Linked DNA regions of Mus musculus: regions 2, 3 and 4 are each linked to region 1. A link is a loop called in an ENCODE intact Hi-C map of the cell type or tissue named here. Cell type or tissue: heart. All regions are shown on one strand. Links, peaks and the distances in the headings refer to the core of each region. The heading gives the core; the rest is flanking DNA.

Region 1 (6,090 bases), core at 670-5,669:
CTTCCTACAGTGGGATGACACAAAGTACCATGTTTCCAACAGAAGAACACAGACTCCACGGTGACAGGCAGGCCCTAGGAGGCAGAGCAAGACAGGAAGCGGTCGATGGAAGCCATGCATCCCAGTAGTGGGAGCACCATTAATGAGATGGGGAAAAAGCAGCTGGTTGAGCGATGGATATCGGGAAAGCCGGCCTGTCAAGGGCCATAGGCAACCAGGGGCTGCGACTCACTCAGCCCTGTATCCATCCCTTCCCAGCCTCAGGCGGTCACGAAACCTGATGAATAGCACAGAAAGCAGCTGCTCCAAAATGGGGGGGAAGTGATTTGCTTGAAGGTGACAAACTGTGGTCAACCAACCCCAGGTCCAGCTTTTCCCTGGGGTCACTTGCACGGACAGCCTCAGTTGTAAGGGCATCATCTGCTCCCCACCAACCACACAGACACACCCTAGGCAGCAATAACCATAGCAGGACATCAGTCCTCAACGAAAAGGCCAACAAGGCCTGCAAAGAAAACTAGCGGGTGAGTGGGGCTGCAGGGAGTCTGGACCCCAGCAACCGGACACAGGGCCGAACAGGGTCCCTTCACCGTCACTGCCCGGGACCGCAACTCTAGGTCTCCTGCCCCACCCCTGGTACCTCCCACCACTGGGCAGGGTGACCTTAGCGCCCGAGGCAGGGGTCGCAGCCGACCACTCACCTCTTTGAGCTGCTCCATCTCGCTGCGGATGGCCTCATAGTCCACCTCGAGCTCCTCGAACTGCAGCTTGAGCTGGTGCTTCTCCTCCAGCACCGCCAGTCCATACTCGGCCGCCTGGATCTTCTCACGCGTGGTCTCGGCCAGCTCGTGGGACAGCCGCTTCACCTCGGCGCGCAGCCACTCCGGCTGCGCCTCCATCACCAGACGCGCATACTCCTCCTCCTCCGACGGCGCGGACATGGTGGCCGCGCGCCGAGGCCGGCTCCCACCTTGGCTCCCACAAGCCGGGCCCTCTTAGCCGCCGCTGCCGCCGCCCAGCCCCGACGGCCGCCCGCGCCGCCGCACTGCTCCTCCCTGACGCGCGCGGAACACTGGGGGCTGCAGTCCCACTGAGCATGGACTACACAACCCGTAGTCCCTTGCGCCCACCTGGTCCGCGCTTGTGATTGGTCTAAATCTCAAGGGGGCAGGCGCCTAACGTGACGCAAAGCTACGTCTCCCTTAGCATTGTGGGAGATGTAGTCCTATTTTACGCTCACTGCTTTGCCCGTTGTGCTCTGTACCCGCCTGGCTCCAATCGTTGATTGGCGGGCGCGTCTGACGTGACAAAAGTAGGGGTGCCACCGACCCCAGCCCAGGGACCCGGCAGCCACCCGGAGAACCTCAAGCCTTCCGCTCCCAGCCTTTGTGGAGTAAGGTGATCCGAGCTGTGGATATCACGAGTAAGATTCGCGTCCTGAAACGTCAGAGCATGGCTGGTGAGACTGTGTGGCGCGCGCTTTATGCGGAATTTGAATGACTTGTGGCGGGCCGCGGGCACTGCCAAAAGGATGCCAACAGCCTGACGCTAGGGGCTCAGGGGAGCCCAGGCCCGGATACTACTTCCTCTTGTCCATTGTCCGTTAGGATTTTCTTTCATGGAAATGAAGGCACCTCCGTGAGCATAATGTCAAAGGTGTATTTAAATGTTGTCCGTCCCCCGTTTTCGGCGAGACGTAGCTGTACTCTTCACTATAATTCTAAATAAAACTTCCCTCCTTGCATGGTGATTTGGATATAACAAGCGTGTTGTTCCCTTTCTCACTGCACACACCCCCGCAACACCACACCCTACAGCTGCGGACCACCATCAAACATAGAGGTCAGCTGGAGAGATGGCTAAGAGGATAAAGCTCTTGCTCAGTAAGAGCAAGGACCTATATTTGCGCCCCTAGAGCCCACCTAAAGCACAGTCTATCATCCCAATGTCCCTGAGGAAAGATGGGAGGTGGAAATTGGAGAATCCCCTGAAGCTAGGCTGGAGTATGAAAGACAGGGGCGGGAGAGAGGGGGAGACAAGAAAAGCAGAGATAACCAATCTCAAACAAGATGGAAGACAAAGACTGACAACTGGATCTTGTCCTCTGATTCCCAGTGCATGTGGGGCCTGTGTGCCCACACAGGAACATGAACCCACTTCACACACACACACACACACACAGGAACATGAACCCACTTCACACACACACACACACACACACACACACGCGCGCGCGCGAAAAGAAAATCTAGGATCAACACAAGAATTGCATAGTAAATCAACTTGGTGTGGTGGAACACACCTTTAATCTCAGCACTTGGGAGGTAGAGGTAGAAGAATTTCACGGCCAGCCTAATCTACATGTCAAGTTCCAGGCCAGCCACGACTAAATAGAGAGACCCTGTCTCAAAAGAGAGAGAGAGAGAGCGCTGTATAAGTAAATGTGTTATTCCTCCTTCTCTTTGGCCAACCAGCCTAATTTTGTACAACAGTCCTGGCTCTACACTGAGGCCCATATATCAGGCCTACGCAAGCTGTTCACACTAAGTGAAGGTGGATTTAGAAGGAACAAACTTTCCTCCAACAAGTCCCCAAGCTCTACAGAACCTACACTTATCCAGGCTGCCTGGGAACCTCTCCATACCCACCTGAACCTGACTGTGAGGCAGGTGTGAGTAGGGAGGGGGAGAGCCATGAGTTTCTGGTGAGAACCTGACCAGGGAACTTTGAACTTGAAGATAAAGGTGATTTGAGATACAAATGATAGCTCACTACTATTGTGGGCTTCCTTCAGCAGGGACAGTGCTGACCAGCAAGGTTAGGGCCTGGAAGAAGGTTTCTAGGATCTCCTTGTCACTGGTTGGAGTGGGGCAATCAGGAAATACTTCTCTGAGGAGGTGACAGCAGAGAGAGAGAGAGAGAGAGAGAGAGAGAGAGAGAGAGAGAGAGAGAGACCCAGAGGACTCCACATTCAAGGATGATGTATGTAGATCTTCCCCCAACTTTCAGATGAGAGACCACCTCTTTAGTACTCCCTGGGTCACAAGCCTGGCTCACTCAGTGCTCTCAATATTTCAGTTCACACCATTGTTTTATGAATGAGGAAACTGAGGCCTGTTACCAAATCCTTGGTATTGCCCTTGATGTCCCACCCCCTCATCCATTCATGCTGTCACTCTGCCTCTCAGCAAATACTGCGTGAGAGTTACCTGCCTGTCTCAATGGCCCATCACCTCTGCCTGAATCATTGACGTCGACTCCCCTCCCAAAACAAAGATGTTGAAACCATTTCCAAGTCTGCACTTGCTCTAGAAGGGCCTCTTCACTCCACCCACTTGCGTGTTGATTCCCTTTCTGTGTCTTAGTTGCTTCCTTCTGTTGAGTGTGTGTATTCTTACATGGTGGGTGGGTCACCTTAGAACGTCAGCTCCAGGAGGGCAGGAACCTCCACAAGGCCCAGCATTTTCTAGCCTATATCTGGGGCTCCAGCCAGGTTCCCAAGGGATTCCTCTCCCTAACCCAGCACCGCTCCCTGGAAAGGTATGCCCTCTGGTGATGAGGCAGAGGACTACAGGAGGGTGGAGGCAGCCTGGTAGAAAAGAACTTGGAGCTAGTAGTAAGGACTACTACTAGCCAGAAATGCAGTATTCTTATCCACTGGTGAACTTAGGAGCAAAGAAGAGTGAATTCCTCCATATTAACCTGCTGTGCGATTGTGAACAAAGGCTCCCATGTGTCAGGCATCCCAGACAAAGCTGGCCAGTCCTGCACAAAAATGCTGGTGAGGACTTACCAATATGGAGCACACACGTTGTGAGGCTCTGTGTACTCGCTGTTGCCTGGTCCACGTGAGCTTCCCCTTGATGGCCCAGAAGCAAAGTGCTCTCTCATCTTCAGGTAGCAGCCTGCTTGGGTATGTTTGACTAACCTAGAAGAACCAGGTGTGGCATAGCATTCCTGAACCCCCATGACATATGACGGCAAATGGTTATGGGCTAAAATCTAAATCTCAACTCTTTCAGCAACCCACTGTGTCAGGCCTTGGAGAGCTCGGACACATTACTATTGGCAATACTGGAGACCTTAACATCCTTATTACCACTTATCCTGCTCCGAGGCCTGTGCCTCGGAATTAATTTCTTGGGTTAGTGAGATGGTTGAGAGGGTAAGGGTACTTGTTCCAAAACCAATGACCCGAATCCAATCTCCAGACCCACGTGAAGGAAGGAGAGTACTGACTTGCACAAGTTATTCTGAGAACTATACATCTTACACACACACACACACACACCTGGCTGATGAGCAGATGGATACACCTTTCCCTTGGGTATTCCCGCCCTGCCCTCCACATCTTTCCTCATGTATCTGGGGGCATGGGGTCCTGTGACTTGAGCCAAGATAGCTCTGGATGAGACAGCCCGTTGGGACTATCACCCAACAGTTAGGCTGCCTGCCAGCGCCTCTCCCAGCTTCACAGAGAACCTTTTGTCCTGTAAAGCTCTGACCTACTCCTTAACTGATGCACAGATTCAATGTGGACCCTATCAGAATCCCAGGTGGCTCTGTTTGTTTTCTAGAACTCTGTCAATCAATGGGATAGAACTGAGAGCCTAGAGAACTAACCTGTGCCTTTATGGTGAGAACAAATGCTCCAGGAAAAAAAAATATGGATATCAGAGAGCAAAGTGGAAAGGAACCACCTCGTTTCGGGTGCAAAATTAGCCCAACTAGGATTAAAGACCTCGTTAGCATTATAATACTCCAGAAGAAAACATAGGGCTAGATTTTTGTGGCCTTGGATTAAGCAGTGGTTTCCTAGTTGTGACATCTGAGCCTAAGGAGCAGTGGCAGAGTGAGGGTGGGGGGGCGGGGGGGAGGGAGGGAGGGAGGGAGGGAGGGAGAGAGAGAGAGAGAATATGAATCACCAAACTTAAAATTCCTTCAGAGAATGATTTTAAACAGTGGGAGAAGTCCAGTGATTGGAGTTCAGCCCCTTAGCACAGAGGTGTCATCACAAGCTGCAGCCTCCGGGCCTTGCACAGGGTATCTAGGACCTCTGCAGGCCATGTGTAATGTGAGGACCCATCTAAGAAAGAGCTGGCAGAGAAGGGTCTTTGTTTTGCTTTCTCATTCCTTCTTTCCTTTTCTTTTGTCTTTTATCTTTATCTTTTTCTTTTCCTTTTTTTTCTTTTTGATAGTCTCTCTAAATAGTGTGTCTCTGGAACTCACTCTATAGTCCAATCTGGCTTTGAACTCACAGAACTCTGCCTGCCTCTGCCTCCTGCCTCCTGCCTCCCGCCTCCCAATGTCTGTGGGAGTGAAACATTTTCATCCCAGGTGAGGGATGGGGTGGAGCATGAAGGGCAGGGGAGGGGTGTAAAAGGAGTAGAGAGGGGACGAGAAGCTCTCTTGTGCACCAGCACTGCGCTTTCATCATAATGACACCAACACCACTGTGTGCATTTGTTCGCTCATGCTCATAACTGCACCATAGACAGAGAGGTTCAAAAGCCAGAAATCTATTTTCTCACAGTCCTGCATCACCCAGGTGCCAGCATGGCCCAAGACTTGGTGAGGTCCTCCCTCCTAGTTTATAAACAATAATCTCCTGAATCTGGATTTATGCTTATATAGTAGAGACAGTTCTCTGTTATCCCCTTCCTTTTAAAAAGGGGATGCTGACTGTGTGTGTGTGTGTGTGTGTGTGTGTGTATGGTTGGGTGTCACACATACACACACACACACACACACACACACACACACACACATCTGCATGCACAGAAGCCAGAAGAAAATATTAAGTGTCCTCCTCTATCAACCTTCTCCTAACCTGTTCCCTTGAGGCAAGGTCTCTCCCTGGATCTTACATTTTCTAGGCTACATTAGAAGCCAGCCCCAGTAGTTCTCCTTTCTCTGCTTTCCCTTGAGCTGGGATTACAGATGCTCACGGAGCACTGGGGTTGTTATATGGGAGCTAGGACCAGAACTCTGGCCTCATGGTTGTGCGTTCTTTTAACCGCTAAGCTATCTTTCCAGCCCCCACCTTTTCTCCTTAGTGGACATCAGCCCTATTAGATCTGCTCCTTACCA
Region 2 (5,000 bases), core at 1-5,000, 310 kb before region 1:
GGTGTGCACCACCATTGCCCGGCATGTATTTTTTGTATGTGTATATTTTTCTTAAGTATTGATATACTTGAGAACTTGACAGTATAAATTTTTAGTAATCCCATTTTGTAAGACCAATTACTGTGACAAGACCCTTCCAGCTATTTTAAAGTGATTACTAATATATATTTTCATACATCTACACACAAGTAGATATTCACTTAAAAATATTGAAGATTCCACCAAGAGTACTTTTATGTTAATATCTGTAGAAATATGTTTATATTTGACTGTACCATGATAAACCAGTGCAGGCTGGATTAGTTTAAGTAAAATAAAACACTAATTTTACCTTTAAAAAAAAGCATTGAAGAAAACTATTCTTTTAAAGTATTTTATTTTCTAATTAATAGATACAAAGAAAGTTCTACAGAAACACAGATTATCAGGAAATTGCAACATGGTGACATTTCAACTGGAATTTGAGGTTCTGGAAATGGAGGTAACTGTAGCTTGCTGTGATAACAGATTTTTTCCCTATGAGAAACAGTTCCTATCCACTTCATTCACTTCAGTGTCACCCTCAGCATTACCAATGTGACCAAGAAAATACAGTGTGGAGTTTCAAAGTTGAACAAAATACAGTTGTTGATTCAAAATACATTTTTCTCTTTTTTTGCATTTTTATTAGGTATTTAGCTCATTTACATCTCCAATGCTATACCAAAAGTCCCCCATAACCACCCCCCCCACTCCCCTACCCACCCACTCCCCCTTTTTGGCCCTGGCGTTCCCCTGTACTGGGGCATATAAAGTTTGCGTGTCCAATGGGCCTCTCTTTCCAGTGATGGCCGACTAGGCCATCTTTTGATACATATGCAGCTAGAGACAAGAGCTCCGGGGTACTGCTTAGTTCATAATGTTGTTCCACCTATAGGGTTGCAGTTCCCTTTAGTTCCTTGGGTGCTTTCTCTAGTTCCTCCATTGGGGGCCCTGTGATCCATCCATTAGCTGACTGTGAGCATCCACTTCTGTGTTTGCTAGTCCCTGGCATAGTGTCACAAGAGACAGCTATATCTGGGTCCTTTCAGCAAAATCTTGCTACATTTTTCATGTCAAAAGTTGTGTTCTTATTAGTGGGGCTGCTTAAGATTCAAATAAAATATTTTAGCTTCACTTTAACATACTTTTGTTACCATAGGCCACTGAAATTCAGAGCAAGAAAGTGTTAGGCACAGCTAACAGGTTTTTCTGCGTAAATGTACTTTAGGGATACAGAAAGATATGAGAAGAACTGTTAACATTCTTTGGAAGACTACAAAGAGACTGTATTGTTGTTCACTTTTAAATTATGCAGGCATTTGATGACTGCCTGGTTTTGCTAATAATGTGCTGCAGAAAGTGGCTTCCCTTGGCTCTGTTGAGAGCACTCATTGTCTCTCTGAGCCTTTTAGATTTTATGACTCTTAAAGAATCACTCTCAAGTAAGATGTTGGAAAGAATTGCAGATAGTTGTGGAATTAACAGGACCTGAGGGATCAGATATATAGTCCTTGCCAATAGTTATAGTTATTGGTTGGAAAAAGGGGGACAAGGGCCTTTTAAAATTTTGTTACTTAGAATTCTGATAAAATGAAATCTTCTGTTTTTGTTTTACTTTAGTGGAGTTTATATGTTTGTGTATAGAGGGATAAAATCTTGCTATGAACCTTGTTCAACTTGACCTTAAACTTATGTTCCATCTGCTTCAGTCCCCTAAGTATTTGGATGCCAGTCGTGTGCTGCCACACTTACTGTGTAGGTACTAGAAGTCTTTTATACAATTACTAGGTGAGAAACTGAAGAGATGACTCAGCAGTTTAGAGTACTTGTTACTCTGAAACTGGGATCAGTTTCTGACATCACATAATAGCTCACAACTATCTGAAACTACAGTTCCAAAGAATTGATGTCCTCTTCTGCCTGAATGTACATGGTATACATGTAGGAAAAACACTCATATACTTAAAATAAATCTTTAAAAAATTAGAATTGCTAGGTCAATGGAAATGTACACAAAAATTTGATTGGTAAACTTAGATATCTTCTAAAATGGTTTTACCATTGTGCTGGTTAATTTTTAGTGTCCACTTAACACAACCTAGAATCAACTGGGAAGGAAGAGAGAATTTTGAGGTCATACTGGCCTGGGAGCATATCTGTGGGGGATTGTTTTGAATGATGTAGATGTCACTGTGGGTGGCACCATCCCTAGGCAGATGGTCCTGAACTGTATAAGAAAGACAGCTGAGCACAGCCCAGTGAGCAGCCCAATAAGCAGCATTCCTCCATGGTTTCTGTGGTAAGTTCCTGCCCTCACTTCCCTGCATGATGAACTGTGACCTGAAATTGTAAATTTTTTTTCTCTTACAAGTTGCTTTTGAAAATGTTGTTTATCACAGCAACAGAAAAGAAACCTAAAACAAACGGTTTTGTTTATTTTTGGTTTTGTTTGTTTGAGACAGGGTTTCTCTGTGTAGCCCTGGCTATCCTGAAACTAGCTCTGAAGACCAGGCTGGCCTTGAACTCAGAAATCTGCCTGCCTCTGCCCTCCAAGGGCTGGGATTCAAGATGTGTGTTGCCATTACCCTGCTTGTTGTATATGTTTTTACATTTAAAATTGCTAGGAAAAAAAATAAAGACAGAGAGAGCAGCAGTGTGTTGGTTATTCTTTCCCTAAAATCAAACATTCCACTAGAGGGAGACATTTAGCTGTCAGAAAATTAAAAGATTTAAATAACATGCTTATTATAAATGCTTATTTTTCCAAAATAAATATTACTACAATTTTAAACCAAAATGCTGGTCCTACTTAGGGTTACTAATGCAGTGATAAAACACCATGACAAAAGCAAGTTGGAGGAGGAAAGTTTGGTTTACACTTACACATCACTGTTCACCATCGAAGGAAGTCAGGCAGGGTAGGGTCCTGGAGGTAGGAGCTGATTGAAAGGCTGTGGAGGGTAACTGCTTCCTGGCTTAGGCACGGCTTGCTCATTCTGCTTTCTTATAGAAGCCAAGACCACTACCCCAGGGGTTGCATAGCCCACAGTAGTCTGGGCCCTCCCCCACAGATAACTAAGAAAGCTGCCTACAGCTGGATCATATGGAGGCATTCTCTTAATTGAGGTTCCCTCCTCTTGGATGGCTTTAGCTTTTGTCAAGTTGACATAATACTAACTGGCACAGTGCCCTTAAGTTCTATTAGTAGAATGTTTGAAACAAAGATGGGAAAATCTATGTAGAGAGTATGAGTCATTTCTTCTGTTGATGCAATTCTTGTCAAAGGTGTTTGGAACATAGAATTAATTTCCTCCAGTTGACTGAATGCTTGTGAATCGTTTTAAGACCATCAGAACAAGTGTGCACACAATATCAGCTTCCCATAGTCCTTGCAGTATAAGTCAGATGGGTGGGAGTTTGTAGGATGCTAAAGGGTATTTATATAACTTCTAACCTTGAAACAAAAGTGCTAAAAAGTAAGCACTTTTTAAATGAAGAGAATATTATTTCATCATGAAAGACTTTAAAAGTAACCCATTTATTTGAATATTTTAACCCAAATATTGAAATCTTAATATGTTGTCTTTCACGTTGGTGCAGATTTGTGAAAGCAAAGAAGGTATCTCTCAGCCCAGAAAGGCTTGACCCAAGAACTAAGGTGACTGACTACTAATCAACAGTAGCAAAAAGTCAACCTGAAACAGTGTCTTAACTCTTCTTTTTTTCTTTCTTTCTTTTTTTTTAATTTAGAAGCTGTGCATACTTTTTAAATGCTCAACAGCACCTGATTATTAATATAAACAGATTCCAGAATCAAGGCAGAGAAAGAAAACAATGGACTTTGTCTGCCATGTGACCCAGATGGGGCAGTGCAACCCAGATGGGAGTGTCTTAAGCTCTTAAGGGTCATGTCAATGTTAGATAAAGTAAGTGGCAGACAAAGGAGGAATAAGCAAAGTAAAGCAGATTTGTTAAGGAAAAATGAGACATTATAGAAAAGTTAGAGAACTCAAGAAAGGCAGAAAGTGCCAAGCTGTGTGTCTAGTGGCTGCTTCTAGGGCTTATGACAGAAACTGGACAGAGACTGAGATAATTTTGTTGCAGTTTGCTCATTCTCTAGGTATTCTCTCCTTGGGCCAAGCAGAAGGGGAGCAAACAGGCTCTGCATGATGACCACATACTCTTTGCCCAATTATGGTAGTGACTGCTCACTGAAGCCCATTTCTGACCATGTTTAAGTTTCTTTATTAGTGTCCAACCTTTTTGGATCTGCTGGCTGCCACTAACTTTGGCTACCATTGCAAGTTGCTCACCCTGCATCTGTTGCTGGGTCCAACTCTGTCTTCCATTATGCTGCCTGTTGATTGAATTCTTTGTATCTATCCATGCTGATTTGACCACCTAGCAGTTTAACCACAGACTTTTCCCCTCACTGCCTATGAGAAACTGACTCCTGTCTTAAAAGCATATACAGTTTGCAAAATTAATATCTTTCTAAATATTTTTGGTGATAAACTGATAGGGATAAGGTTGAGACAAGGTCTCTCACACTGTAGCCCAGGCTTATTTAGAACTCACCATGTAGCCCAGGCTGGTCACTTACTTGTGCCAGTCCTCCAGCTTCAGGACTCAGGAATGCTGGCATTGCAGGTATGAGCTACCACACCTGATTCTGGGGCTCCTTTCTTAGGTATTTCTATTCCTAGTTCTTAAGTTAACAAAAATTCGCTGAGACCTCCTATTAAAAGAACATGATAGAAAAAAGTGACCTGTTCAGACTGCAAGGATGTTAAGGTCAGGGGTGTCTATAAGGCCATTTCCCTTATTTATCAGTTCAGAAGTGACATGGTTAACAGGACCAATGGCAGGGCAGAAGTTAGCTTCATGCTGGCTAAACACACACTACAACTTGGTAAGAGATGTGCAGGTTAGGGCACTGAATCCCAAACTGACCTGCCTGTGCTGATGAGTGAAAGACC
Region 3 (6,090 bases), core at 433-5,432, 81 kb before region 1:
GACCTGAGGTTCTCCACTCGGTCTCTGAAAGGTTTTAAAACTAGACCAACATGCAATGGGCAGTTCTCTTCAAGTCTCAACAAAAGTTCTTTCTGGGCAGGTTAGTTAAATAACAAGTCTTTCACGATACCTTTGTCAAGAAGAAGGAAAACATGACAGCTCTGCATAATAATAGGAGTGGACATTGTTTGCCCTGAACCTCATGGCCAACACAACCCAAAAGGCTAGGTGCCCGGGACAACTGAGTAAGAGACTGAATGACAATGAAATGTACAGTGAGCTCACAAGACTCCAGAGCCAAAACCAACCAAAGGAAGGTAAAGGAAGCAAATGCAGCTGCCTCAGGACAGTTAAGCTGCAGTAGCCTTGAGGGAGGCCACAGGCTTCAAGTCACACCCTCAGGCTGCATGGAGGGCCACCAGTGCTAAAATGCAGCAAGTTCCTGCCCAAGAGCCCTCGGGGTCTATGCCTGAGCCTGTAGACAGGACAGTGACCAGGTGGCTGACAGCCTAGTGAGTGGGTCAGAGGGCTAGCTGAGCCAGGTGGACAGGGATTTAAGGTACCGTACCTGAGAATGGACAAACCGCAAAGCTGTCACAAATCACGACGTAACTCAGACTGACAAGTAACAGTGGAAACTTCTGGAGGTGTTGCTAGGGGTAGGGGAGACAGAGAACCCTGATACAACTCTTCTCTGTGAAACTGGCTAGCGGTCCACCTTCCTGCGCACCCAAGCATGCCCCATATACTCCTGCAGCCCTCACTGATCTCCTCTACCCCAAGACCCCAGGTCCCCAGAAGGCTCATTTTCTCTCTCAATCCGTCTGCACGTGGCAGTGACAGCACGGATGTCCAGTTCCCCCACCCCAGCCCAGCTCCTGCAGGATGGGCCTAAGGATAGCTGTGTATGCATGCTACAGAGGAGGAAGGGCTGACAGGGGACTTTAGAAGAGCTTTTCAACTCAGTGACTGATGCTCGATCAGAAAGAGTGAGCATGCCTGGGGAGGCTAGGTAAAAGCCTCCCTCTCTCCAGGACTGGATGAGACAGGCCTGGGAAGCTGAGCAGAGAAACAAAGCTCACCTGCTCTCAAAGGAGAAGGGGGACTACAGACATGCCCAGGACCGAAGGGAGCAGAGTTTCTCCACCCCACTTACATTAGCACTCCTTGGTCACAAAAGGCCTTAAAACACTTCCAAGAGGGGCCTTCTCCTCTTCAGTCTACATTCTGAACAAATACACCAGGAGGTCAGAGGTGCCAACTAGACACAAGACCCAAGCTCTAGGCTGCTCAACACTCAGTACAGCTCCATACAATCTGAACTTCAGAGAGACAAAAGTACATCCTATTCCTCTCTTCACTTTCCTAATGCAGCCTACTGCTTCTCAGTGGTGGAGGTGTGAATCACCCCAGCTCCCTGAGTTATTAACCTTCTCACATGACACCTCCCCGCCTTCTACTCCCCCAGCCCACCACATTCCTGCTAGCTTGTAATCAGGCAGCAAAATGTCAGAGAAATCTGGGGCTGCACACAGATCCATCCATATGCTTCTCTTCCTTTAAATTCGCCTCCTTGGAAAGGACTACATCTTCTGAAACCGCCTTTCAAGTTGAACGAAGGAGAAACCATTTAAAGTATATGATCGGGACGCGAACCTGTGGCAGCGCCCCGTTCCTGACAGCGCAGCAGCAAGGCAGAACACCAGCTCTGTGGTTTCTCGAGGCTGAACTCCACTCGGTGGGCTGACAGCACTCTGGGAACTTTCCCCTGTGCTGCCCAGGCCCTGGTCCAGGCTCAGCCTCTGGCCCACCGTTGCCTGACAGTAAGACGAGCATCCCGGGGGAGGCTGCACGGTGTGAGGCCACGCGGCACGCACAGCGCATGAGGAAAGAGTACTGACGGGACAGAGAGAACCGAGAAGGGACACTAGGAGGAAAGGGGAGCCAACGGAGCTAGGGGTGCCGGGGATGAGTATGGAGCAGAGGAGGGTACTGTGGGGGTGCCAGGGAACCACCCGGGCGGAAGCTGGAGGAAGAGTCACGACCTGGGTACCTGGACGGTACCAGGCACAGAGCTTCGGGAGCCGTCGGGTGAGGCCCGGAGCCGGGCTGCCCGCCAGCCGCTCACCTGCGCGTGGGCCACCACAAGGCTCTTGTTGCCTTCGCCATGGTAACTCCATTCATTCTCGTCCATTTTCCCCTCTTCCATGCCCCGGCGCCCTGGAACTTCGCGGGCCGGGACGTGGGGACGAGAGCTGGAGGCCGCCCGCCTCGCAGGGCTCCCGCCGCAGCCGTCTGAAGAAAAGCGCCTGTCAGCTGCCGCCTGCGCTCTCAGCGGCGGCGACTTGCAGGCAAGGAGCGCCGGAAGCCACGCCCCCGGCGGCCGCCATTCCCAGAACGGTCAACTTCCGGGTCCCGCCCACCTTACCCTCGACGTCCAGGGTGGTAGGTGGAGTGGAAGCCATATTATGTGCTGGCAGAGTGACTCACTTCCGAAACGCGGACCTGGGAACCGGAAGGGAGGTTTCCGGATCTGCTCCCGGACCTTGAGGCCGGCGGCTTCCTGGCGCCCCGAGTCCGAGGCGCTCACCCTCGCACTGTCCTAGGGCCACGGCTGGATCTTCGTGGGGCTGCAGTAAGGCGCCGGGCGACTCTGAGCCTCCGCTTACATCTGTAGAATGGGATGCACCTTCAATGGCCTTGCTCCGGCCAAGAGAGCCATTAGGTGGTGTTCACACTACTCCGGGAAACGTGGCGAGGAAACCTCACCGTGGAGCCTTTGCCCCAAGACATCCAGAAATGCAGATGAGGCAATAGACTCTCCCACCCCATCCCAGCAGAAAGCAATGACCTCAGTTTATCCTTTAATGCGGGGAAGATTGGCCCTGCCTGGTAGAGCTGCCTAAAGAATTATATGCGGTCCTTGTGCTCTTAAAAATGATTTGGGGCTGGACATGGTGATGCTCTCAGCATTCTGGATGTGGAAGCAAGAGATTTCTAGGAGTTCGAGACCGGCCAGGGTTACTTAGTGAGATCCTGTCTCAAACATAATTTTCATATTTGTGTTAAATTGTTTGGCCACAGCACTGAATATTGCTGTAACTGGTGTATGTGAAGAAAATCCAGCTTAATGCAGGCAGATAGTATGGGTTTTTTTGTGTTAATTTTTCCAAGGAAGACTGGGAAAAAAACAAAAAAACCTGTTCATTCTAAATAGGACACCAACAACAGACTGAAAGATCCTAATAGAATGTAAAAGGTCACAGAAGCCCTCAAATTGGCAAAATAGATTTCATTGTTAGTAAAAGTAGCTTCACTGATTTAGAAAAATAGAGGTGCACAATGCTCTGGCCGCGCCTTGAACCCGTGTGTCTGCCAATGTTCTGACCGTTCCTTAAACCCAGGTGTGTGCCCACTGCTGCACCTCACTGCGAGGTGTTTGTGATATTGGTTGCTGGGATAGAATCGAAAAATCTCCCCAGTAACCACAGCCGGGCCAATCCAGAGTTGCTCCACCTGCACCAGACTCTTTCCTTGTACCCCTCCCATACCCATTTCTTAAGAATAGACATTGTTTAGATCTGGAAATCCCCTACTCCCCCCTTCTCCTCCCCCCCCCCCCCCGTGAGGGCCTATAAAAACTGGGACCCCTTTCCCCTCGGGGTCAACTCCTCTACCCCTGCGTGGGATACAAGTCGTCCCCAGAGCTCTGGCTTTCCCCCCAATAAAGCCTCAGGTGGTTTGCATCAAGTTTGGTCTTTTGTGAGTTCTTGGGGGTCCGCTATTATCCCGAGACTTGAGCGAGGGGCTCCTCTCGGGGTCTTTCAAGACCACAGAAATGAATGTACCCAAGTATAGCTTGGTGAACCAAATGAATTTACAGGTCATGCTTAGAGGAGCATGGGTGAAGGGTTATTTATATTAGTGTGGAAGACCTCAAACCAGCTGCACTGAAAAAAACAAAACAACAACAAAAAACCCCTCCCATCCTAGCACAGATCCATTCCTCTTCAAAAGCTGAGTGGGTTTCTCCTTCAGCTAGTCTACCTTCGATAACCCCTGGAAACCCATGCAGCTGAGGCGGCTGTTTTGATTAAGATGGCAAAGTCTGTGTTTTGCTCCGAAGATGGGTACACAGCACTTCATTCTTTCTCAGGCTTTCCTCCCACCCCCTCTTCTACTGTATTCTCTGAGCATTGAAGGAAGCAATAGAGATGTTTGGTGATTGCTTTTCATTTTGGCTGAGCAATGAACCACTATGCCATAGCAACAGCCACTTGATTCTTGGCAACTTGACGGGCTGTCTTCCTAGTAACTTCTACTGGCTGTGTGGGGGAGTGGGGGGGGGAATTCTCTGTACAATTGACACTAACAGCACAGTCATCTATAGGTACTCACATAAATGTTCAACAGAAAATCTGACAGGCACATACCCATTTAACTATAGAAGTAGTTCCATACAAGGGCCCTATGACCTCCCCGGGTACAATACCAACATGAGTTCCTTCCTGTAGAGGAATACTTAAAGACAATCAGAAGATGAGTTGTACCCATTAGAACAGTACCAGGTAGCATTAACACTGGTGTCCATAGACTAGCAGGACCATTTGTGACTATTCTCCCTAGCAGCCTACATAGCACTTATGGAACTTCCAAACACCACTCTGCAAGAAGGAAACTTTCAGCTCAGCCCATTTGAATTCTGCATGTCCTGCAATCAGCATGTGAAGTCTTCAGCAATAGCATTTTACCATCTATTTCCCATGTGCCAGCAACAGCACTGGCAATGGCCTGGATTGTTTTAGGATGTTAGGAACTTCCCTGGCTAACAATCAAAGAAAAAAAATAGCTCAGCCCTGTAACTTTTACTTTTTCAAGTCCTATTTTTAATGATAGTTCTTAAGACACTTTAACCTCCCTTGTAGCCCACCATCCACCAGATGTAGTGGAAAAGAAAGAATACAGAAGTGGACCTGTCTTGAAAGGTTCTTTGGAGCAACTCCCATCTGTGTTGTCTGGAAATCGGCAGTTCAGTTTACAGGTTAGCAGCAGCAGCTTGATCCACTTGCAAACAACTTCACAGATACACCAGCAGTCCAGCTTGGTAGAGTCAGGATAGCAAACAAGAATCTGCAGCAGTGGCACTATCTAGCAGAGACAGCCAGGCCTCAGCCTCAGCACAAGTCGGCAGGAGAGACCCAGAATGACACCTGGAGAAGTTCTTGGCTGTGCATCTCTCAGCGAATTGAAAATCAGCAAAGACAGGATACCAACAAGGGTTTAGCTATGCAAGCAAGCCAAGCTCCCAGCCTCCTTCACCTTCTGTCCAGTTCTGTTTATATTCCCTCTAAACATCACGTGCCTTGCCTCAGCACGTGCACCTGTCTCAGCTGACATCACTGCCAATCAGTCCGAGTCCTCAGAAGCAGCAAGAAGCTGAAGAAGCCAAAGCACACCACCAGAAATTCTTGGTGCACTTCTCTTTATGGAGTCCCGACAAATGAGCTCAGTTACATATTGTGAGGCAGACCAAAACATGCGTGTTGTCAGAAAAAAAAAAAAATCCATCACGTGTCCTTTCACGTGCTTGCTTTAATAGAACATCCTTTCACCTGTGCCTGCTTCAGTGAAAACATTCCTTCATGAGTCTGCCTTAGCCTTTCACCTGTGTCCGCTTCAGGAGAACACTCCTTCCCATGTTCGTCCCAGCAAAACACCATCCAACACAATGGACTTTCCAAAGATCCCTTGAGTTTCCACTTCATGCCCCTGACACTGGGATTTTCATTCAGTAACTTTATGGCTTCTGGAAGTGTCCTTTTCCATCCATACTGGCTATGAAGGTGGGGATCATCTGCACATCATTCAACCATAAAACTCAGAACCTCACAGCTGTGGCTGGTCTTGCACCAAGTCTTGCACCAAGTGCAGGTTGACGTCCTACTCTTGGTCCTTAAGTGCATGTGCACACCCCTTCAGATGCTCTTCTAACTGCAAGGCAGTCGGAGGCTAGAGTTATCTAATGAAAACCTTTTCACAGATGGTGGGAGATCTCCAAAGAACCACTAAGAAAGTGCCAACTGGGGCTGG
Region 4 (5,970 bases), core at 971-5,970, 310 kb before region 1:
AGAGACTGCAATACTTTAACTGCATCGACTGAACAATAAATCATCTCCATCTTTTTAGTCACTGGAAGCTAGTATTTAGCCTTATCTTTACTAATCTTATAATAAGAATACGAGTTTCAAAGATATGCTCTGGCAAGGTCATATTCTAATGACCTTGGTCATATTCAAGGACCTTTTATAACAGGTCTTACTGACAAAGGATTGGCCGCCCAAAAAACCAAAGAGACCAAGGAAAGGTATGCTCTAATGACAAGTGGGATAAATGTAATAGGCAATTTCTATTGATAGTTTGGTCCTTTGTTCAAATTGTTTGAAAACACTAGTTTCTGAGCAAAGTGCCAATGTGTGATACCATACTTTCTGACACAAACACATCTGAAACCCGAAATAAAGGGCTCCAGAATTCTCTTGATCATGGTTGTCCATCTACACAACTTCTAAGTGACTAGCAAGGCTTAGCTATGGAACCAAAGTCATTTCAAGTTACACAATTATACTAACAATTAGAATAAAAAAATACATGATGATCTTACATTTCTTCAGGTCCGCTTCTGTTATTTGAATGTTAACATACGCAAAGACTTTCTGTGAATTTCCTACCAAAAAAAAATTTTTTTTTAAGTTGATTTAAATCCTTATCCAGAAAACAATATACATCTCAACAGCCCTCTCTTTACTTCTTTTTTTGAGACAGGGTCTCTCTATTATATAGGACTGGCTGTCTTGTAACTCATTATGTAGACCAGGCTGGCCCTGAATATACATCTGCCTCAACCCCTCGAGGTCTAGATCAAAAAATATCAAACACCACATCTAGCCTTAAGAAGCTATCCAAGCTCAAAAAGTGCATTCATAGATATTTATTCTTTGAAAGAAAATACTTTTTACCTCACCTGACTAAAGTCTGCATTTTTATAAACATGATCAAAATATTTCAAAATGAGTAAAAAAAACAAAAAACCCTGAAGTAATCAATTCAGACACCTCTTAACAGTATATTAGTGTGTAATCAGTTCAGACATCCTGATTGTTAGTGACACTCTACTTAATAAGATAATGTTAGAATGTTGACTCCGAAAATTCAAAGTACAGATGTTTTAGAAATTCAAATGTTTTATACTTTTTCTGGTTTCAAAATTAATTTTCATATGAAATAATCCAGGAAGCCATATATGATGTTTAGCGCTAACATTCAGCTCTGGGGTTGCTTCTCCTGTAATATCATTGACCTTGTCTGTTTTTAACTCCCTCGTGTTACAGATTTACCTTGGTCATCTTTCCGAGTGATGATCTCCACGTCAGAAACTTCTCCAAATCTGCCGAACTGATTTTGTAGGTCTGTCTCAGAAATGCCCTGTCCAAGTCCACCCACAAAGAGGCGCTTCATTTCTCTGTTGCCTTGCATGGATGTTGGGCATCTATCTGGAAAAGTTAATTTTGGACAGAAAAACAATTTAATAGTTTTCCAGAAATTTAACACAACTCTTTCCCCTGAAACTTCTGTGCCAACTTCATCTTATGAAGCTATGTCTCTTCATATGTATTGCTTTCAGATTTTATCAGTGGAGATTTTACAAAGGCCCTCCATCCACATTCTCAATGAACACACTTTGCAACTGCACCTAAGTACAGCACATCCACACATCTTCTCCCAGATGTTTTCTCTAAAACAACCACAGCTATTATATCTTATCCTTATTGATTTTTTATTCGAAGTACTGCCCTCCCCCATTCATTTCTACATTTTTACCTTAACATATACTGGCAAAAATAGTAAGCTAACGGATAAAAATAGCTTCATCCTGGAGCTCCAGTCATAACAAAGTCTGCAATTACAATAGTATGGCAAAATACAAGTGTCCCCTAAGCGCTGTTAAATCACAAAGACGGCAACTTAAGTTATACCTAAAATATGTTTCCCCACTGTGTGCCTGTATTGTTCAAAGCAGTCTGAGTGGATCTCATCGGTCAGGGGAGTAGGAGCGGTTACGGCTTTTCCCAGTGCCACTTAGAAAACAGTAGTGGTGACAGCAAGGATCATAATGAAGTCTAATTTTGGAACCCGGAATTGTTAACACTGTCCTACCAAGATTGCTGGAAACGTTTTCCAGAGGTCGCTCCATCTCGTTTAGCTCTCGGCGGATGTTCAGCTCTTACTCAAACCTTTCTCAAAAGTTGGCTGTCTCCTTCCAAGCGAGATCACTAAATAGCGGCAGAAGCCCAAAGCAAAGGCCAGCACTCTGGGAAAAAAACCTACAGTGTACCCCTTCTTGGTAGCCACCGCCCCATCCTTCCAGCCCTGCCCTCTCTCTTCGAGAAGCCCCTAAGGAAGGAGAGGAGAGGCTAAGCCCAATAGCCCATCACTTCTCACGAGCAAACACTCTTCCTCAGGGCGCTTGTCCGACTCAGCTCAAGCCCGGCGTAGCACTTAACGTCTAATAACACGTGCCGGCAAGTGCATTTTCCTTTCCTTCCTACAAAGTTTCCAACCCAATCTCCTAAGGTTCCGTTATCCCGCAGTTCCAGAGGGCTCTTTATTTCCTCCGCCTTCGCTTTTACTGACGTTCTGTTAGTTCTCCTCCACGTTGTAAAACTGACAGAGTGTGAGAAAGAAAAATAAAAATCGGTAATTCCTACAGAAAAGACACTCCGCCGCGTGGTTCCTGATTTCCGGTTCAAGTAGGCGGAAGTGAAGAAGCGGAACCAAAATAAAGAGACTCCTTTCCTCGTGCTTCCGAGAATCCGCCCCCTTCGGTGACGTAAGAGCTCGGCTGGCCCAGTGGCCGTTAGACGGGATGGGCGGCCGTTGGAGGGTGACGTGCAATTTGGAACGAACCAACTCGCAGAGGCGGCGGGGGTGTCTAGACGCTCGACGCGACATTTCGCGGGCCGTCAGGCTCGGGAACGTCGTCCGAGGCCGTGGGCGTGGACGCGCGACTCCCGGCAGCCTCTCCCCCCGTGAGCTCGAGAGTGGTCCGTTCCAGGAGCGCGCGCGCTCCTTGAAGTCTCCTGGCTGCCCGAGGCGCCCAGACTGCCATTCTCCGGGCTACTTCACCTTCAGGGTTCCACGTCGGTAGCCATGGATTCCGAGACCCGCGAACTGCGCGCCCTGGAGGCGGAGGTCGCAGCGCTGCAGCGAGAGTGCAGAATGCTGCAAAACGCTGGGGAGAAGGCGTCCGGAGCCTGGTACGTGGCTCGGGTCCATCCCTCCCAGCCCATGCCCTGTAGCACCCCGCGGACCTCTCAACCTTATGACAGTTCTGGACTCCGACTCCCTCACCCCCCCAAGACCCATGCTCAAGAACGTGGTGGGAGACGTCCTGAAATGTGAACTTGAATCAGTGTTCTGGGAGAACGATGACCTCATGAGTGTGTGAACGCTGCGTTTGGGGCTTATGACTTGATTATAATCAGCAGAAAATAGTTTCCTTAAGGGTTGTTTTCGCCCAGTTGATGAGAATCAAAGGGAAAATCTGGCTTTTCTTTAAGCAGTCTTTGCCTTCGGGAGAACAGCATCTAGATAGCTGGTTTTGTTTTGTTTTGTTTTTCTGGGTTTGGAGACATTGTTACTCTGTAGGTCAGGAACTGGCTCAATTTGATTTCAAACTCAAGAGTCTTCTATTCCGCAGCCCCCAACTCCCACACACAGTGTTGGAGTTATTACCTGAGCCACCATACTTGCTCTTGTCTAGTTGGGATTCCCTCCTTACTCTGGTTTCATGGATTTGTTTTTGTGACTCATCTAACGATGTAGTTAAGGGGCCCTGACCTTTTTTTTTTTTTTTTTTTTTTTTTTTTTTTTTTCTGCATTATGTTAGAAACATAAGGGTTGGGGGTATATAGCCCCAGGGCAGGGCAGCCTAGCATGGTCAAATTGGTATATATGGCTAATGCCTTCTATAGGAAACTGTGATAGTCTTCTGATTAGTTACTATTGTTAAGCCTTATTTAAAGGTAGTTGATCTGAGTGTTAAATAGTTAAATAGCTTGCCTAAGGTCCTAGAGAAATCCAAAGCCCAAGCATTGCCCATTCAAAGAGAGAAGGAAGGCTAGAACTAGCAGTAACTTAGTATCTTAAACATGGAAAAAAAATACCTTTTTTATTAGGTGTAATTTGGAACAGGTTCAGAGAACCTTAGTGCAGGAAACAAATTCTAAAGAAAGAGAACGTTGTTAACTGTTGAAAGAAAGAGGGAGATGTGTGTGTGGCCTCCAGCTGTGCATGCTCTTCACAGCAAGAATGGAGATGCCTGCTGCTGATTCAGGGATGGCCCACAGACTGGAAGCATTAAGATTAGAGTTGGGGAGCCTGCCAGGCTGACTCCATCCCTACTTACCGAGTTTAGAATTTATATTTTATCAACACAGCCTGCCCCTGAACTTTTGAAAAGTTCTTTGTCAGACCATGGGAAAATAGTTTCTTAACCCACCAGAAGATGTCATTGTAAGCCCAGTATGGTATAGTAGATTGGTTATGGAATCTGGGACTCCTCGGTAATGGAACTGAAAAGTTAAGAGTCCAGATTAGGGAATACATTAAATGTCAATCCAAAATGTGTAGATTTAATGATTTTTTTTCTCATTTTGAAGGAAGATTGAGACCTGTTTCCTGAGCTACTTAATTTATTATTATTATTATTATTCCATTTGTATGCTATAACATATTTATGGAGGTCAGAGATTGAATAGACATGTCCAAGTGACAGTTCTTTCCCTCCAGTGGCAATAGAACTACAGGTTTGTGCAGCAAGTACTTTTGCCTGCAGAGCCATCTTATTGATTCTCCAAGATACTTTTAAAATGATCCTGATAGTTGAGTGGATTGGCAGCCAGAATATTGGAACTAAGTTGTTTAGTTATATCCCTGTGTCCATATTCTTTGATGTAAAAATTGAGTGCCTTCAGAACTTGGTTTTGCTATTGGCTGGAGACGGCCAAGGCGTGTAGAAGAGAGAACTTTAAATATGGGTTTCACAGATGAGAGAAAACTAGTATTTGCCTTTCTGGTTTATTTAGTGTGATTTCCTGTTGCATCCATTTTCCTGATTTTCTGAGATGTTCTTTCTCTCTTTCTTTCTTTCTTGGAGTAATCTTTTTTGTCTTACCATGACACTTGTCCTTCAGACCCTACAGAAGCAGCCTGTACCGTTTTACTTGGCAGTCCCTAAGCTCACCAAGCCTGCTTTCACTACTTGTATGTCTGAGTACTACTGTGTCTGGTGCCCACTGGAGGCCAGAACAGGGTCTTGGGTTCCCCTGGAACTGGAGTTACAGAGTGTTGTAAACTATCATGTGGGTGCTAGAAGGAAGAATGGGGTCCTCTGGAAGAACAGCCAGTGTTCTTAGTCTAGCCACTGAGCTACCCCTCCAAGCCCCACCTTCGGTACGAGGGGTGGAATCTAGAGGAACATTTGTATAGTAAGTAAAACATTTGTCAGTTGTCAAGTAACTATAATATTTGCTTTTCAGGAAATCATTTCAAAAAATTTCCCAATCAGATTCTGAGGAGTGGGAATCTTTGAAAGACTTGAGAAGTCAGCTTGAACATTTAAGATCTGAGCACTCATTTCTAAGTAAACTTACTGGCTTCAATATAAGAAACTATTCCAAGATGGAAGACATTGTAAACACTGAAGAGACAGAAAAAGGTACACATCATTTTTTAACTTCAATGTGGTTTTTAAATTTCATTATGAGTATATTTTGGGGTGAGGTGCATTCATACTATGTTGTGGTGGTCAGAGGGCAGCTTTCAGGGGTCTCTTCTCTCTCTGCCTTGTTGAGGCAAAGTTTCTCTTCTAGTTTCCGCATTACATCCTCCAGGCTAGGTGACTGATCCCTTAGCTCTCAGTCCTTCAACTCCCTGCAAATCTTTTTTTTTTTTTTTTTTTCCAAGACAAGGTTTCTCTGTATATAGCTCTGGCTATCCTGGAACTCACTCTGTAGACCAGGCTGGCCTCAAACTCAGAA

The links. Hi-C counts contacts between places; a loop is a spot of excess contacts. Peaks named below come from ENCODE experiments on the same cell type or tissue, not always from the same donor. Only the 100,000 strongest peaks of a DNase experiment are listed, where the experiment ranks them.
Region 2: a loop joins it to region 1, with 6 times the contacts of the local background. A loop is called at or near these places in 14 of 42 quality-filtered maps.
Region 3: a loop joins it to region 1, with 4 times the contacts of the local background. A loop is called at or near these places in 7 of 42 quality-filtered maps.
Region 4: it touches region 1 in a loop (4-fold over the local background); 14 of 42 quality-filtered maps call a loop at or near these places.

What each region holds. Positions count from the first base shown.
Region 1 is chr13:49,336,522-49,342,611 of GRCm38, reverse strand. Bicd2 (BICD cargo adaptor 2) reads right to left here and starts at 1,063. Exons shown (of 7, transcript NM_001039179.2): 1 at 702-1,063. The coding sequence starts at 941. In heart, for the core only: CTCF peaks have their summits at 1,572 and 3,554 (motif pointing left); DNase peaks (open chromatin) are centred at 1,131 and 3,521; H3K4me3 peaks cover 1,438 bases; H3K27ac peaks cover 1,525 bases.
Region 2 is chr13:49,643,047-49,648,046 of GRCm38, reverse strand. It overlaps Cenpp (centromere protein P), which reads left to right. Exons shown (of 8, transcript NM_025495.3): 3 at 393-481. Among named protein-coding and RNA genes, the nearest start is that of Cenpp, 7.2 kb to the left of the region's middle. In heart, for the core only: a CTCF peak has its summit at 2,715 (motif pointing right); a DNase peak (open chromatin) is centred at 3,026.
Region 3 is chr13:49,417,505-49,423,594 of GRCm38, reverse strand. It overlaps Ippk (inositol 1,3,4,5,6-pentakisphosphate 2-kinase), which reads right to left and starts at 2,353. Exons shown (of 13, transcript NM_199056.4): 1 at 2,129-2,353. The coding sequence starts at 2,209. In heart, for the core only: a CTCF peak has its summit at 2,368; a DNase peak (open chromatin) is centred at 2,454; H3K4me3 peaks cover 2,593 bases; H3K27ac peaks cover 1,808 bases.
Region 4 is chr13:49,649,799-49,655,768 of GRCm38, reverse strand. Cenpp (centromere protein P) reads left to right here and starts at 3,038. Exons shown (of 8, transcript NM_025495.3): 1 at 3,038-3,186; 2 at 5,470-5,648. The coding sequence starts at 3,080. Nol8 (nucleolar protein 8) reads right to left here and starts at 2,691. Exons shown (of 17, transcript NM_001271397.1): 1 at 2,087-2,691; 2 at 1,267-1,422; 3 at 534-596. The coding sequence starts at 2,123. In heart, for the core only: no CTCF peak of the experiment used is centred there; a DNase peak (open chromatin) is centred at 2,848; H3K4me3 peaks cover 2,788 bases; H3K27ac peaks cover 1,383 bases.